3 separate regions of the Homo sapiens genome follow, and regions 1 and 2 are each linked to region 3. The links are chromatin contacts, found by Hi-C in ENCODE. All regions are on one chromosome and are shown on one strand. The core of a region is the stretch at or near the end of the contact, and the rest is flanking DNA. Distances in the headings are between cores, read along the strand shown. Region 1 holds the start of SFSWAP (splicing factor SWAP). Region 2 holds the start of STX2 (syntaxin 2). Region 3 holds the start of SLC15A4 (solute carrier family 15 member 4).

The links. A loop is a pair of places that touch in the nucleus more often than their neighbours do. Pooled maps may share reads with other maps.
Region 1: a pooled map shows a loop between it and region 3 (4-fold over the local background). The contact joins the promoter of SFSWAP here to the promoter of SLC15A4 in region 3. A Hi-C loop is called at or near these places in 10 of 50 pooled maps.
Region 2: a loop to region 3 is called in a map of IMR-90, with 12 times the contacts of the local background. The contact joins the promoter of STX2 here to the promoter of SLC15A4 in region 3. A Hi-C loop is called at or near these places in 1 of 168 maps with a recorded cell type or tissue (IMR-90), 1 of 37 single-sample maps with no recorded cell type and 8 of 50 pooled maps.

The regions. Positions count from the first base shown.
Region 1 is chr12:131,708,516-131,713,064 of GRCh38, reverse strand. It overlaps SFSWAP (splicing factor SWAP), which reads right to left and starts at 1,975. Exons shown (of 18, transcript NM_004592.4): 1 at 1,618-1,975. The coding sequence starts at 1,835. RefSeq lists enhancers at 1,741-1,810, 1,901-2,190, 2,331-2,420.
Region 2 is chr12:130,835,691-130,840,584 of GRCh38, reverse strand. It overlaps STX2 (syntaxin 2), which reads left to right and starts at 1,335. Exons shown (of 11, transcript NM_194356.4): 1 at 1,335-1,515. The coding sequence starts at 1,486. RefSeq lists silencers at 1,132-1,641, 1,712-1,771.
Region 3 is chr12:128,821,105-128,825,639 of GRCh38, reverse strand. It overlaps SLC15A4 (solute carrier family 15 member 4), which reads left to right and starts at 1,682. Exons shown (of 8, transcript NM_145648.4): 1 at 1,682-2,242. The coding sequence starts at 1,697. LOC124903083 (a long non-coding RNA gene) reads right to left here and starts at 1,696. Exons shown (of 2, transcript XR_007063602.1): 1 at 1-1,696. RefSeq lists enhancers at 1,772-1,931, 3,412-3,491, 3,552-3,671.

The sequences.
Region 1 (4,549 bases), core at 726-3,225, 2.9 Mb before region 3:
CAGGAAAAAGGCCCAAAATTCCAAGGTAGTCAAGTTACTGCATTTCATTAAATTTCAAAATTAATTGGATTTTGATGTAAACCTCCTTAACTTACAAATGTAGATTATTATTAAAAATATTATACATGTACATGTGCGGCGTTTGCTCCCCACCAGTTTTGGAAGACCTAACTCAAATCATGTACAGAATGATAGGAAAACTGTACAAAGAGCTCAGACTTCATTGCTTACCAAACTTTAATGATAAATAACACAAGTGACACTTTGGAAAAGCAAGCCTGACAACTCAGGCGACACATTCAATATAAACCATGGTGTGAAGGCACAGCACGCTTGAGCACAGCACGGAGCCATCAGATCCAGACATGATCTGATTCCGCGGCCCTCCCTTCACCAGTTCTCGTTTTCGAGCTCTAATTCCAAAAGGAAACGTCAGGGATGGAAAAAGGCCTATTTGGTCATTAATGTGTCCATTCTGGCCAGCTCAGAGGTCATCCCTACAGTCATGCTCCAGGGCTATGAAGAATCCAGTTTTAATGGTCTCAAACGATGGGCTTTCTTCACGTGGAGAGACTATTCCACAGTTTAATGGTTGGTCATGGTTAGCTTTTCAGTCCGGGCCCCAGAAGTAGCCGAACAGGCAAAAAAGAAAAAAAACCACCCCACAACAACCCCAAAACCCAGAGACGAGGGGAAGGGGGATTGAAAAAATGGGAAGAAAGAGGGGAGCAAACCACCTACATCATGTAATGTTATCCTTTTCAAATCAAACGCCTTTAGAAATCCCTAATCCCAGGCCCCCACTGCCCATAATCGCTAGACACCCTCGAGTGACGACCTAAAGCAGGTTTGATTTGAAAAGAAACAACACATCTATATCCCAGCTCCACCCTTCAGTCTTAAGAGACAGTGAAACCAGCCCTAAGAACACTATCTCTTCCAAGAGCAAGGCCAGGGTCCGCACGAAGTCAAGTGGCCACCAACTGACGGGCAACTTTGCTCACTACCTCAATCTGTCAAACTCGTCGGATTATCACCGGGAAATCAAACGTCATGCCGGCAAAGTACGGGCGCTCCACTGAGGGCTCTGGGGGCATAACAGGTTAAGGCTAACTCACAGGTCCAAGAGACACTTCTAGCCACTGTCTCAGTGAGCGGCGGTTCGGAAGAATAAAGGCACGCCTCCCAGGGTACCCTCCCAGTACACCGAGCAGTGAGAGCGCGGCAAGTAGAAAAGCAGCGCACGACCCCATGGCATCGCCGGGCGGCAGGCCCAGGTGCACTCAGGAAAAGACCCTGGGCACTGGCTGCTTTCACCGCGCGGAATCGCCAACTGCAGCCCAGCGACAGGGTGAGGGGTCGAGAGGGGCTGCGGGACCAGAGACGATCCCTCCGGAGACGGACGCGGCACGCAATTCCAGCCAGTGCCTTAGGGCAGGTTTCACCGTCCCCCTCCCCACCAGAACACCAGGAGGAGGTGGGGACAGGGGAGGGGGTGTCCCCCAGATCCCCGCTGGCTCCAGAAAACTCTCTGCAGTCCTTGCAGTCAAGTCAACATCAGACGAGATCAAGCGGGTGAGGGAAGGGAAGGATCGACGGGTGGGGAGAGGAACCGACCTGTCGATGAGGATCTTGTGGTCCCCCATCCAGGGGATGAGGTGCTGTCCCTGTTCCTGAGCCAGGGCCCGCTCGTCGTCCCGGAACAGCTTGCAGGCATAGCCGAAAACCAAGAGCTCCACTCGGCTGCCCCCACCGCCGGCACCGCCTGGCCCGGCCTCCTCCTTCGCGCCGCTTTTCCTCTCGGGTTTGGCGCGGCCCCCGCTCGCGCCGTACATGACAGCGTCCCCGGCGTCCAGGCTGGTCCTCTTCTGTGCCGCGCGACGTCCCTGATACCTCCACTTGGCCTACCCCTTCAGTCAAAGACCCCGCATCCCGTACCCAACCTCAACACCGCCGCCATAGCGGGCCACAAAATGGTGGAGGGGCAGCTTCCGGCAGGAGAGCCCGCATTTCCGGCGAGCGGACCGGCAGATTCGCCTAGGCTTGGAGCTCTTTTAGCCGCTAGGAAATATTTTGGCTTTAATTTTCGCATTCAGGTGTGCCGCCACAATAGGCGCTGCTGTATTCAGTGGAAAGTGCAATTTTAATGTCCGTTTTATCGGGCAGCCGTCAGGACGTGGCGAAAGCGCAGCGTGGGATCGCGCGCCGGCTTCCGCTGCGGCCAGTCGGGCGGCGACGGAGTCGGAGGGAGGGGCCCGGCGCGCTCTGGGCCTTGGGCGAGTCCTCGTGGGTGGCGGGTTGCTGCAGCCTGCCACATGTGTGGAGGCCTCGGGTCCACCCCGAGCCTCCGCGCCCCTCACCATGTCCGAGTCGCTGGGGCCGTGCGTGCTCTGCCCAGGGTGGCGATGTCCTTTTCCTTGGCCCCGTTTCCTTCTCCATCCCTAGGGGGACTTGGTCCCCGACCCGCCCACCTTTGAAGGTTTCCGAGGCAGCAGAGGCCCCTGCGCTGCAAATCACTCGCGGGTGGCGAGATTTCGGAAACCTGAGACCCTTGTCGCCGGGAGATGGTCTGGCGGGGCAGGGAGACCCCAGTCTGGAGACTGGCCACCTGGATACGGTGCAATTTTGCTTGGTGTGTTTCCTCCTGGGCCGCAGTTTTCCCATCGGTGGTTCCATTAGGATCTTTCGGTCCCTTTTAGCTCAGTAATTTCAGGTCAGACAAAGGGCCTGGAGTGCAAAATCTTAGGCTTTGGGATGGGATGGGATATCCCCATGTTTGCCCTTGAGTGGAAAACGATGACAGATCGTCTCCTTTCTGGGCCTCAGATCCCCTCTCCATAAAAATGGAATCTTTCTACCAGTGATGTTGAAATGAGATAATGTATATGAACCTTTAACTGATTTTTGGAAATTAAGAAACAGGCAGTTCCCACCAAACGTCTTTTGTTGTGGTTTCCCCTGACTGGGTCATGCTTCTGTCTTCATTTGCCAGGCTCCTTACCCAAGTTTAACTCAGTCATCCATTTCTCCACCTGGCCTTATGTGTCTACGTTGTCTGGAGTTTCCCCTCACTGGTGGCTAACTTGTGCCTTCCGATTTGTCTGTGTACCTCTCATCACCACCTTAGGTTACATCCTGTGTTCAGCATCCCACCAGAATTAGCTTTAAGAGATCAGGGACATTGTTGGGGTCACCTTAGCATCCTCAGCACCTAGAATGGTGCTTAGCACACTGTGGGCCAAATACTGGTTAATACCTGTAGAATGAGCCGGGCCAGCAGCTGAGCATGCGTGGCCAGGCCATCATCTTCCTATCTAACTCTACAAGACTGCTCTGCCACTGCTGAGGAAGATGTATGTGTCATGGTTACTTGATAAAAACACTGTTGTTTGCCCCCAGGCATTTACTAGTTTGTTTCGGTGCTGGGCTCCCTTCAAGCTTTCCCTTGGGTTCAGGTGTGGGGTGCTAAAGCAAATAAGGAGGCCATTAGCTTGAGATCAACTCTGTAACACCAGCTCCTATGCAAGCAAACCAAAACCCAATCAAGTAATTTTTCTGCTTCCGTGTTGGGTCTATAAAAGCTTGCTGCTCATGCTGCTGAGTGGAACTCTCTGAACCTCTTCTGCTTCTGCATGCTGCCTGATTCATGAATTGTTTTCTTGCTCGAATAAACTCGAATTTGTTTTGTGTAAAGTTTCTCTTTTAACAGTTCTGGTGTCAGAAATGGGATCTGAAGGCCCCCCTATTCCCTCAATGATGACCTCTGGGAACAGTGACTAAACAGATGCAGGTGCTTCATTGTGCAGGACAGTTCTCTGTATAGCCTTGGGCCTACCCACTTCTCCCTCCTTTTCCTTTGTAGTTTTCAAGAGTAACTGCATAACGAGCTGGGATGCAACATCCTGAGATAGGGAGGGACTGGCTGAAGTAGCCCAGGCTCTGTTCCAGTTCTCCCCTAGAAATAGAAGGTCCTTCAACACTTTAGCCCAGTGATTCATGTGACATGTGGTATGTAATCTGGGTGGGCTGCTCTTCGGGATCTCTTATCTGTGGTGTAAGTGAGGAATACGCAGTAGAGATTTCATCCACCTGGGCAACTTTCTGAGCTTTGGGGGGATTGGCTCACAGTGAGTCCTAGTCTTCGTCTCCTACCACCTGTCTATAGGTAATAAATGCACTACATGTAAATTGTTGCTTATGAGAATTCAGAACAGGTTGGTAACCAGTGCCCGTGGGCCTGCTTCACACACTGAGCCATTTGTGCTCAGGGCTTCTCACTGCACATTTGGAGGCCGCCACTTGTAGGCCCTGCTTGGATACAAACTCTACAACTTGTGTCAAATTCTTAAAGTTTATTTGAGCATTTTTGATCTGAGCTGGGTCCAGAAGTTACAACAGAAACTGGGACTGGATCCAGTACAAGGCCTATGGGAGCAGGACTGAGTCCAGTAGGAGGCTTATGGTAGGAAAGGGTATGAGAATACAGGGAATGATGCCTTCATTTGGATCCAAGGAGTCTGAAACTCCTCCACCTGGAACTCCAGCCAAT
Region 2 (4,894 bases), core at 86-2,585, 2.0 Mb before region 3:
GTGCCCGCCACCACACTCACCTGGACAACTGGCTGTCAAGACCTTCCATCGGGTAACAGAACCACATCACACCTAGAACCAAGTCCAAAACGTCCTGTTTTTTAATGTGTAGCCTGTTGCTCTCAAGCAGATTTCTTAGCGCTGCCTTCTGGTCAGACCAAAGCCACCTCCTCCAGGAGGCAGTAAAGACTTTAACCTTGTTTAAAAACAAATCTGGCCTTGCCTTCTCCTCCTGGAAGGCAATCTTTGTTTGCCTGGGAGTCTTCGGCTAGCCAGAGAGTAACAGTGTGATTTATGGTGGGGGCTTAGGGTTACATGGATATCACTTAACCAAGAGGCTGAGATCAAGCATGAAAGCAATCAAACAATCAATCAATCATGCACATGCAATGGAGCCCAGTAAACGTTCTGCACACTGTGGCTCAAGTGAGCTTCCCTGGCTGGCAGTACTTCGTGTGTAAGGCCACACATCAGTGCAGGGCAAGTAATGAGGCCTGACTACACAGGGAGAGGACCACGGGAGGACCTTGAAGCTGCACGCCGTAATCCCCAGACTCCCCCTCTGCCCTTCTTCCTTGGCTGATGTTAATCCGTATCATTTTCCTGCTAAGAAACCATAGTTGTGAGTACAGTAGTTTTTAGTGTATTCTGTGATTCCTTCTAGCAAATTATGGAACTTGAAGGTGGTTTTGGAAACCGCCAGAATTTGCCGTTGGTGTCAGAGGTGATAATGGTCTTGGGGACTGTTCCCCCAACCTGGGTAGTTCACCTAAGCTCCTGCACCTTCATGACGACCTCTCTGCCAGTTCCGTGCCCATGCCCTTACTTTCTTTTCTCATCTATCATTTATTTGTCTGTGTCTGTATTGCCTGTTTCTCCTGCCAGAATGGTATCCCAGGGCTGGGCCTGCGGACGCTCTTCCCGTTACCGCCCCCTGCCGTGTTATGCTCCGTAAGCATCATGTGTGGTACACGATCTCTTCTCCTTCATTCACACCCGAGGCTGCGCGTGGACCCTTAAAGAGAAGGTTCGGCATATGTATTACCCAAAGCTGCACCCAGCACATTCCGGGAGCTTTGCTCTTTTGTCACTATTCGTTGAATGCTCTATATTTTGATAAATAAAACAATGAGTGTGAAAGCATAAAAGCAGATCAAGGGACAAACAGCACGTGTAGCGGAACTGCCAGCCTGGGGCTCGGCCGGACCCCGCCCCTCCCCGCCTAGGCCCCGCCCCCAGGCCCCGCCCCTCCGGGCTCCCGCTGGAAAGCGCTGCCGCCGTGTGGGTGGGTGCGGGGCGCGGCGCGGGCCGGGCATGCGCAGAGCGCGCGGGGCGCGGTTGCCGTGGCAGCGCCGGCTCCAGGGAGGGCTGCTGGCGCCGGGCCGGGACCGCGGGGCCTGAGGCGGAGACCGGAGAGCCCGAGGCCCGGCCGGAGGCAGCTCGGGACAGGCTTGAGCGGCGGGGCGCGCTGCCCGGCCGGCGGGGATGCGGGACCGGCTGCCAGACCTGACGGCGGTGAGCGGCAGCCGCGGGTAGCGGTTCAGGCCCGGCCGGGGCGGCGTCTGGAGGGCGGGCGGGGGCTCGGGGCGTCTTGGGCGGGGCTCCGGGAGGGTCCCCAGGGCGGGGATCTCCGGCGTTCTGGGGCGGGGGCTGCGGGCAGGGTCTCAGGGAGTCCTGAGCGGGGACTGCTGGTGGGGTCCCCAGGGCGGGGGTCCCGGGAGTCCTAGGGTGGGGGCTCCGGGCGGGGTCCCCAGGGCTTCCTGGGCGGAGTCCTCAGGGCGGGTTGGGGCAGGAGGAGGGAGCGGGGAAGGTCCCGGCCTCGACCCCCTCTTCGAGCGTGGCTCCCTGTCCGTCACTCCGCTTGGCGGATTGTATCTGGCGCTTACCCAGCCGGAGCCCACTGGCCTAACTGTGGTCCGCCCCACGGGGTCCCCGCAGCTGGCGTCAGCCCCGGGGAGCAGGCCGGGTCCTCTTGGTCGCTGCTTTATCCCTGGGGCTTCACAAAGGACTGTGCACCAAGCGGGAGGCAACAGATGGGTGTGAAATGTGGGCACCTTAGAGTGCTGGGTGCTTGGGGTGGGGCGAGCGCGAACAGCAGCTTGTGTCTGATCTCCCAGTAGTTTGCTTTGGAAACTGGGACCGTGTGTTGACTCTGAACGCACCTTACGCGCCCAGCAGCCGGGCACACAGCAAGTTACTGTTTACTTTAGCAAGGGAAAAGCAGGTCACTAAAAATTTTGGAAGGATTTCGATGCATTCTACACGTGTAAAGGTGACAGGACTGTGCATGGTGCAGTGACAGCGGAATGATAGTGATGGTCGTGCACTTTCCAAGCTTGTCTAACCCAGGACGGCTTAGGCCAGCAGAAGTAGTTATGACTTTTTCCCTTTACAATACAGGTACTAATTCATGCTACGTGTGTGCACAGATAGAGCCTCTGGTCTCTAAATTGTTGGCAGCCTCAGAACAGGGGTGCTAAGGCCCACAGCCCTACGACACCCACTGCATGTAATGAATTATTCTCTCTCCTCTGCTGCTAGAATGGAGCTGTTATGTACCCCCGAGTGGGAGAATAGAGAAAAGAGCCACTTAAATCATTATCTGTGTTCTGTGGTTCAGATGAGGAGCTCTGGTTGAGAAAGGCAATGATTTCATCCTTAGGATCATGGAAATTATGCTTTATATTCATTCCAAGGAAGTTTCTTCACGGTGATTTTTCCTTTTTTATTAATGGACAAATATTCCCTGTGTTCCGCAGATCAATATCATCTTAAACACAGCAAATTATAGTTGTGTTGTCTTGCCCGATGGATTATCTTTCAGTGCCGTGTAGTAGGAGCTCAGGTATTTATTTAATGAAGAAAAGCTGTGGCTCACTCCTGTAATCCCAGCAGTCTGGGAGATCAGGGTGGGGGCATCACTTGAGCCCAGGTATTGGAGACCAGCTTGGGCAACACAGGGAGACACTGTTTCTCGAAAAAAATTAAAAAATTAGCAGGAGGCCAGTCGCAGTGGCTCATGCCTGTAATCCCAGCACTTTGGGAGGCCGAGTTGGGTGGACCACTTGAGGTCAGGAGTTGGAGACTAGCCTGGCCAACATGGCAAAACCCCGTTTCTACTAAAATAGCCGGATGTCATGGCGCACACCTGTAGTCCCAGCTACTCTGGAGGCTGCGGCAGGAGCATCGCTTGAATCCAGGAGGCGGAGGTTGCAGAAAGCCGAGATTGTGCCACTGTACTCCAGTCTGGGCAACAGAAAGAGACTCTGTTTCAGAAAAACCAACAAAACAAAGCACGCACAAAAAAACTATCCAGGTGTGACTCGCACCTGTAGTCCTTGGTACTCAGGAGGCTAAGCTAGGAGGATTCCTTGAGCCCAGGAGATAGAGGCTGCAGTGAGCCATGATTGTGCCATGCCACTGCACTCCCGCCTGGGTGACAGAGTGAGACATTGTCTCATAAAAAAAAAAAAAAAAAGCTCAATGTCATTGAACGTGAGAGCTGTGACTATTTTGGCAAAATACAGCCAAATTTATATGTTGGGGAATCGTGAGAAAGTACGTTTTCTTGGCTTGAATAGCAAAAAGCAAATAAGGCAATTATTTGTCACTCAGTTTCTATATATCCAAACCCTTCCTGAAACAGTAGAACATGTCAATCAGTTTTGTTCTAGAACGGCAGAGCTAGAAGTCAGCTCATCTACTTCAATACCATCCTGCTTTAGACACAGCAGCTGAGCAGTCAGAGAGTATATCCGTGGAAGTTTCCACTCATGGAGTTTCTCATCTTGGGCAAATAATTTTTAAATCTCTCAAAACTTTTTCTTGTACGTGAAATGGGGACAGTGGTATCTCTCTTGTCCACCTCATAGAGGGAGTTATGAAGCATAAAATTATCTAATGTGTGAAGCTCTGGGAGAAGGTGGGAGGGAGCAAGTGCTATGTAATTATAAGTGTGATTAATGTTTACCAGATTTTTTGTTTTTAGGGAGTTATAAAAAGCAGCCTTCTGGCTGGGCACAGTGGCTTTCACTTGTAGTCCCAGCACTTTGGGAGGCTGAGGTGGGCAGATCATTTGAGCTCAGGAGTTCAAGACCAGCCTGGGCAACATGGCAAAACCCTGTCTTTACAAAAAACATACAAAAACTCAGCCAGGTGTAGTGGTGCATGCCTGTGGTTCCAGCTACTCAGGAGGCTGAGGTGGGAAGATTGCTTGAGTCCAGGAGGCGGAGGTTGCAGTGAGCCAAGATTTTGCCACTGCCCTCCAGCCTGGGCAACAGACAGATTGAGACCCTGTCTCAAAAAAAGAGAAAAGAACAACCTTCTCCCTAGTATAAAATAGTAAGTTAAAACTGAATTTGAAGTTTAATAACTTTTAATATTTAAAAACCCATCTTAAAGTTACCAGATACAAGTTTAATTCCCCTCCCCCGCCCCGCCCCAGGAAATGTGTCCTTTCCCAGTAGTTCTTAGAGTAGTTGAATGTGTACTCACAACCGTGCTTGTAAATGGCTGGTGTTTTTTTCTAGGTAAAGTTGAATATTTTGTTGGTTAAAATGCCTCATCAACAATGTCTGATTAACAAAGTATTTGTGATGCTTCCATGAAGTTTCTTTTCTTAGCTGCTGATGCTTGTTCCTGTGAAGAACGTGCCTCTGACAGTTACGTGGACAGGGCTTAAAGAGTAATCTGCTCAATACAATCTGTACTGACAGATGTAGTTTCTAACCAGTGATGCTGTTTTTGAGCAACCAGTCATTTGGGCATAGAAAGTTTGCGTGACTTGGTCCAGATCTCTGACACTCTAAATCCAGAAAGATATTTCTGATTTACAGAAAGTAAAAGACTCGCCCATCCAGCAGGTACTTGAATGTCAGGCCTCTAGCAGATCATG
Region 3 (4,535 bases), core at 433-2,932:
TCCCGGGCTCAAGCAATCCTCTTGCCTCAGCCTCCCAAAGTGCTGAGATTATAGGCGTGAGCCATCATCCCAGGCCGGGGTCTCAATTTCTTTTTTTTTTGTCTTTTTTTTTTTTTTTGAGACGAAGTCTCACTCTGTCACCAGGCCGGAATGCAGTGGCACAATCTCGGCTCACTGCAACCTCTGCCTCCCTGGTTCAAGCGATTCTCCTGCCTCAGCCTCCTGAGTAGCTGGGACTACAGGCGCCTGCCACCACGCCCAGCTAATTTTTGTATTTTTAGTAGAGACGGGGTTTCACCATGTTGGCCAGGATGGTATCGATCTCTTGACCTCGTGATCCGTCCGCCTCGGCCTCCCAAAGTGCTGGGATTGTAGACGTGAGCCACCATCCCAGGCCGGGGTCTCAATTTCTGAAGCCATGCTGAGGGCCATTTTTGGGCGGCACTCTTTCACTCCACTATGTGCCAGGCGCTGTCCCAGAGGCAGGGGGCACAGTGAGGAACAAAACACAAGAGAATCCTGCCATCAGGAAGCTTACACCTGTTAACACATGCAGGTTGGGGAGATAAACGAATAAATTAAAAAATGTAACAGGTAATAAGGAGAAAAGAGTAACATGATGGAATGGGATACTCGGGCCTTGGACAGGCTAGTGAAAAAAATGTTTCTCTGAAGTCAACACTTCGGTGGAAGGTTGAAGGATGAGAAGCCAGCCATGCAACCATAGATGGTGTAGGGGCAGTCTCTGGGAAAGCCTGAAACAGGCTGGAGCTTGCCTTGTTCTAAGCCAGTGAGTCTCAATGGGGGCGTATTTGCCCCCAGGAGTCCTTCGGCAAAGTCTAGAAGACATTTTCGGTTGTTAACCTGAGGTGCTAGGGGGTGGAACTGGCCCCTAGTGGATAGCAGAGGCCAAAGCTGCTGCTGAACATCGTGCAACGCACAGGACAGTCCCGTCGCTCAAAGTGCCAACGATGCACGGGTTGAGAAACCGGGTCCTCTCCAGGACTGAAGCCCAGGGCAGGGAGCACGGGGGCAGCCTGAGCAAACCCGCCTGGAGAGCAGCCGCCGTCTCAGTGTGAGTTTTGGCTGCCTACTGGGCCCCACCGAAGCCCGAAGAGGGCCAGGCTCCGGCTTCTTTGTTTAAACTCCCTTAGTCCGACTGCCTGCAGTGGCTCATGCACGTAATTCCAACACTATGGGAGGCTGAGACGTGAGGAACGCTTGATGCCAGGAGTTCGAGACCAACCTGAGCAACAAAGCGAGACCCCATTTCAAAAAACTGTTTAAAAATTAGCCACAGGCAGCGGCGAGCGCCTGCGGTCCCAGCTACCCGGGAGGCTGAGGTGGGAGGGCCGCTTGATCCTGGGAAGCTGAGGCTGCAGTGAGGCGTAACCGCATGACTGCGCTCCAGCCTGGGCGAGAGAGGGAAACCCTGTCTCAAAAAGGCAAACAAAGGCTCTCGGCCGCCAAGCTGCGGAATCCCAAGCTCCCCAAGACACGCAGTGATCCAGAATACCGGCCACCTCCTCGCCTAGTGCCCGGGGCGGGGCCGGAAGTTCCGGCGAGTGGGGCGTTGAGCAGCGGCGAGCCCGCCCAATAGGGACATCTCAGGCCCGGCAGTCTCGCGAGAAGGGCGGCGGCCCTGGGTTCTGGGACAGGTGACCCGGCGGCGGGGCGAGGCAGCTGGCGGCGTCGCATGGAGGGCTCTGGGGGCGGTGCGGGCGAGCGGGCGCCGCTGCTGGGCGCGCGGCGGGCGGCGGCGGCCGCGGCGGCGGCTGGGGCGTTCGCGGGCCGGCGCGCGGCGTGCGGGGCCGTGCTGCTGACGGAGCTGCTGGAGCGCGCCGCTTTCTACGGCATCACGTCCAACCTGGTGCTATTCCTGAACGGGGCGCCGTTCTGCTGGGAGGGCGCGCAGGCCAGCGAGGCGCTGCTGCTCTTCATGGGCCTCACCTACCTGGGCTCGCCGTTCGGAGGCTGGCTGGCCGACGCGCGGCTGGGCCGGGCGCGCGCCATCCTGCTGAGCCTGGCGCTCTACCTGCTGGGCATGCTGGCCTTCCCGCTGCTGGCCGCGCCCGCCACGCGAGCCGCGCTCTGCGGTTCCGCGCGCCTGCTCAACTGCACGGCGCCTGGTCCCGACGCCGCCGCCCGCTGCTGCTCACCGGCCACCTTCGCGGGGCTGGTGCTGGTGGGCCTGGGCGTGGCCACCGTCAAGGCCAACATCACGCCCTTCGGCGCCGACCAGGTGAGCCGCGCCCCCGCGCGCTGTCCCTGTCCCTGTCCAGCCCCTGCCCAGCCCCAGCCTCTTCCCCTGCCCCAGTCCCTGCCTCTGACCGCGGAGGGAGCCCCTTGCCCCGGGGGGCTTCTGTCTAGTGCCGAGGAATCCCGCCAGCAGGTGGGCCAAGACTGGAGGTACCGGTGTGATGGGTGCTGGAAGGGGTTTGCCTGGGGCGGGGTGAGGTCTACACACACAGTGATGGCCACAGTGGCTTTAAAGAAAAGAGAGGCCGGGCGCGGTGGCTCACGCCTGTAATTCCAGCACTTTGGGAGGCCGAGGCGGGAGGATCTCTTGAGCCCAGGACTTTGAGACCAGGTTGGGCAACACAGTGAGACCTCATCTCTACCAAAATTTAAAAATTTGCCCTCCGTGGAGGCGCACACCTGTAGTCCTAGCAGAGAAAGGAGGATTCCTTGAGCCTACGAGTTTCGGAGGCTGCAGTGAGCTAGGGTCACACCAGTGCACTCTAGCTTGGGTAACAGAGTGAGACCCCACCTCAAAAAAATAAATAAATAAAATTTAAAAAATACGCTGAGCGCAGTGGCTCACGCCTGTAATCCCAACACTTTGGGAGGCCGAGGTGGGTGGATCACCTAAGGTCAGGAGTTCGAGACCAGCCTGACCAGCCTGGCTAAAAATACAAAAATTAGCCGAGCGTGGTGGCGGGCACCTGTTCTCTCAGCTAGTCGGGAGGCTGAGGCAGGAGAATCGCTTGCACCCGGGAGGCAGAGGTGCGATGAGCCGAGATCGCGCCACTCCACTCCTCCAGCCTGAGCGACAGAGCGAGACTCTGTCTCCAAATAAAAATAAATAAATAAATAAAAAATAAATGAACGGGACCCTTCTATGTTCAGGCCCTGTAAGTTCAGACCAGAAGGCTAGGAAAGAGCAGTTGTTTGAGGAGCTTTCCAGACATGGGGATTCGCAGGTGCAGGGCCCTGGGCCAGGAAGCTGAGGGAAGGGGAAGCCCCCGTTGTTGCCTTAGCTTCCTTTACAAAGAAGTGGGAAAACACTCATATTGCGTCTTCGTGGCTTTAAAGGAGTTACGGGCTAGGTTGGGTCGGAAAGCTCAGATGAAAATGAGTTTGAATCAAGTTAGCATCAAGCTGCTCCCCTGCAACTGTAACTGCCAAGAAGTGAGGGAGGAACCACTGCAGCTCTTCAGGAGGGGCAAGGACGTGGCCACCAAGTATTATATGCAGAATAGGCCGCCTTTAAGAGCAATAGCAAAGTCAGATCGTTTCAGAAAATATAAAAAAAAGTGGGAAGTGAGGTGGAAGGCTGGGGCCGGATCATGTGAGGAGTGTTAAAGCGTTGGGGATACAGTCGAGAGCTTTACTGGGTTCCAGCAGGGAGTGATTTGTGCAGAGCAGGCACTACAGCTGGGGTAGCAGGTCAGGTCTGCTTCTTATTTTCTGAGGATTCACAAGCTAAGAATGGTTCTTAATATTTTCTTTCTTTCTTTTTTTTTTTTTTTTTTGAGGCGGAGTCTCGCTCTGTTGCCAGGTTGGAGTGCAGTGGCGCGATCTCAGCTCACTGCAACCTTCACCTCCTGAGTTCAAGCGATTCTCCTGCCTCGGCCTCCTGAGTAGTTGAGACTACACGTGCACGCCACTGTGCCCAGCTAACTTTTGTATTTCTAGTAGAGACGGGGTTTCACCGTGTTGGCCAGGATGGTCTTGATCTCTTGACCTTGTGATCTGCCTGCCTCGGCCTCCCAAAGTGCTGGGGTTACAGGCATGAGCCACGGCGCCCAGCTAGTTCTTACATTTTTAAGTGGTCGGAAACGGGATCATTTGTGACCAGTGAAAATTTTATGAAAATCAAATTTCAATCTCCATAAATAAAGCGTTATTGGAACATAGCCCCACCTGTTTCTGCAACACAGCCACTACACTGGGGCTGCTTTCACTAAGCAGTGGCAGAATTGAGTAACTGTGATGGAGACGAGATGTCTCATAGAACTCAAAATGTGAACTGCCTGCCCCTTCACAGAAGTGTGCGGATGCTTGTAGAGAATGGGTTGTGTAGGAAGTGGTGACATTAGGGACATGAGGTGGGAGTCTCTCCTAACTAGAGTGGAGGCAGTGGAGGTGGGTGAAGTGGATGGATGGAGTTCAGCTATGGAAGTAGAATGGGCAGGAAGTACTGGCAGGTTGTCTCCCTGTTTGTGTTCCTATGTAGGAATACCTGAGGCTCAGTCATCTATAATGGAAAGATGTTTCTTTGGTTTAGGGTTCTGCAGGCTGTACAAGAAGCA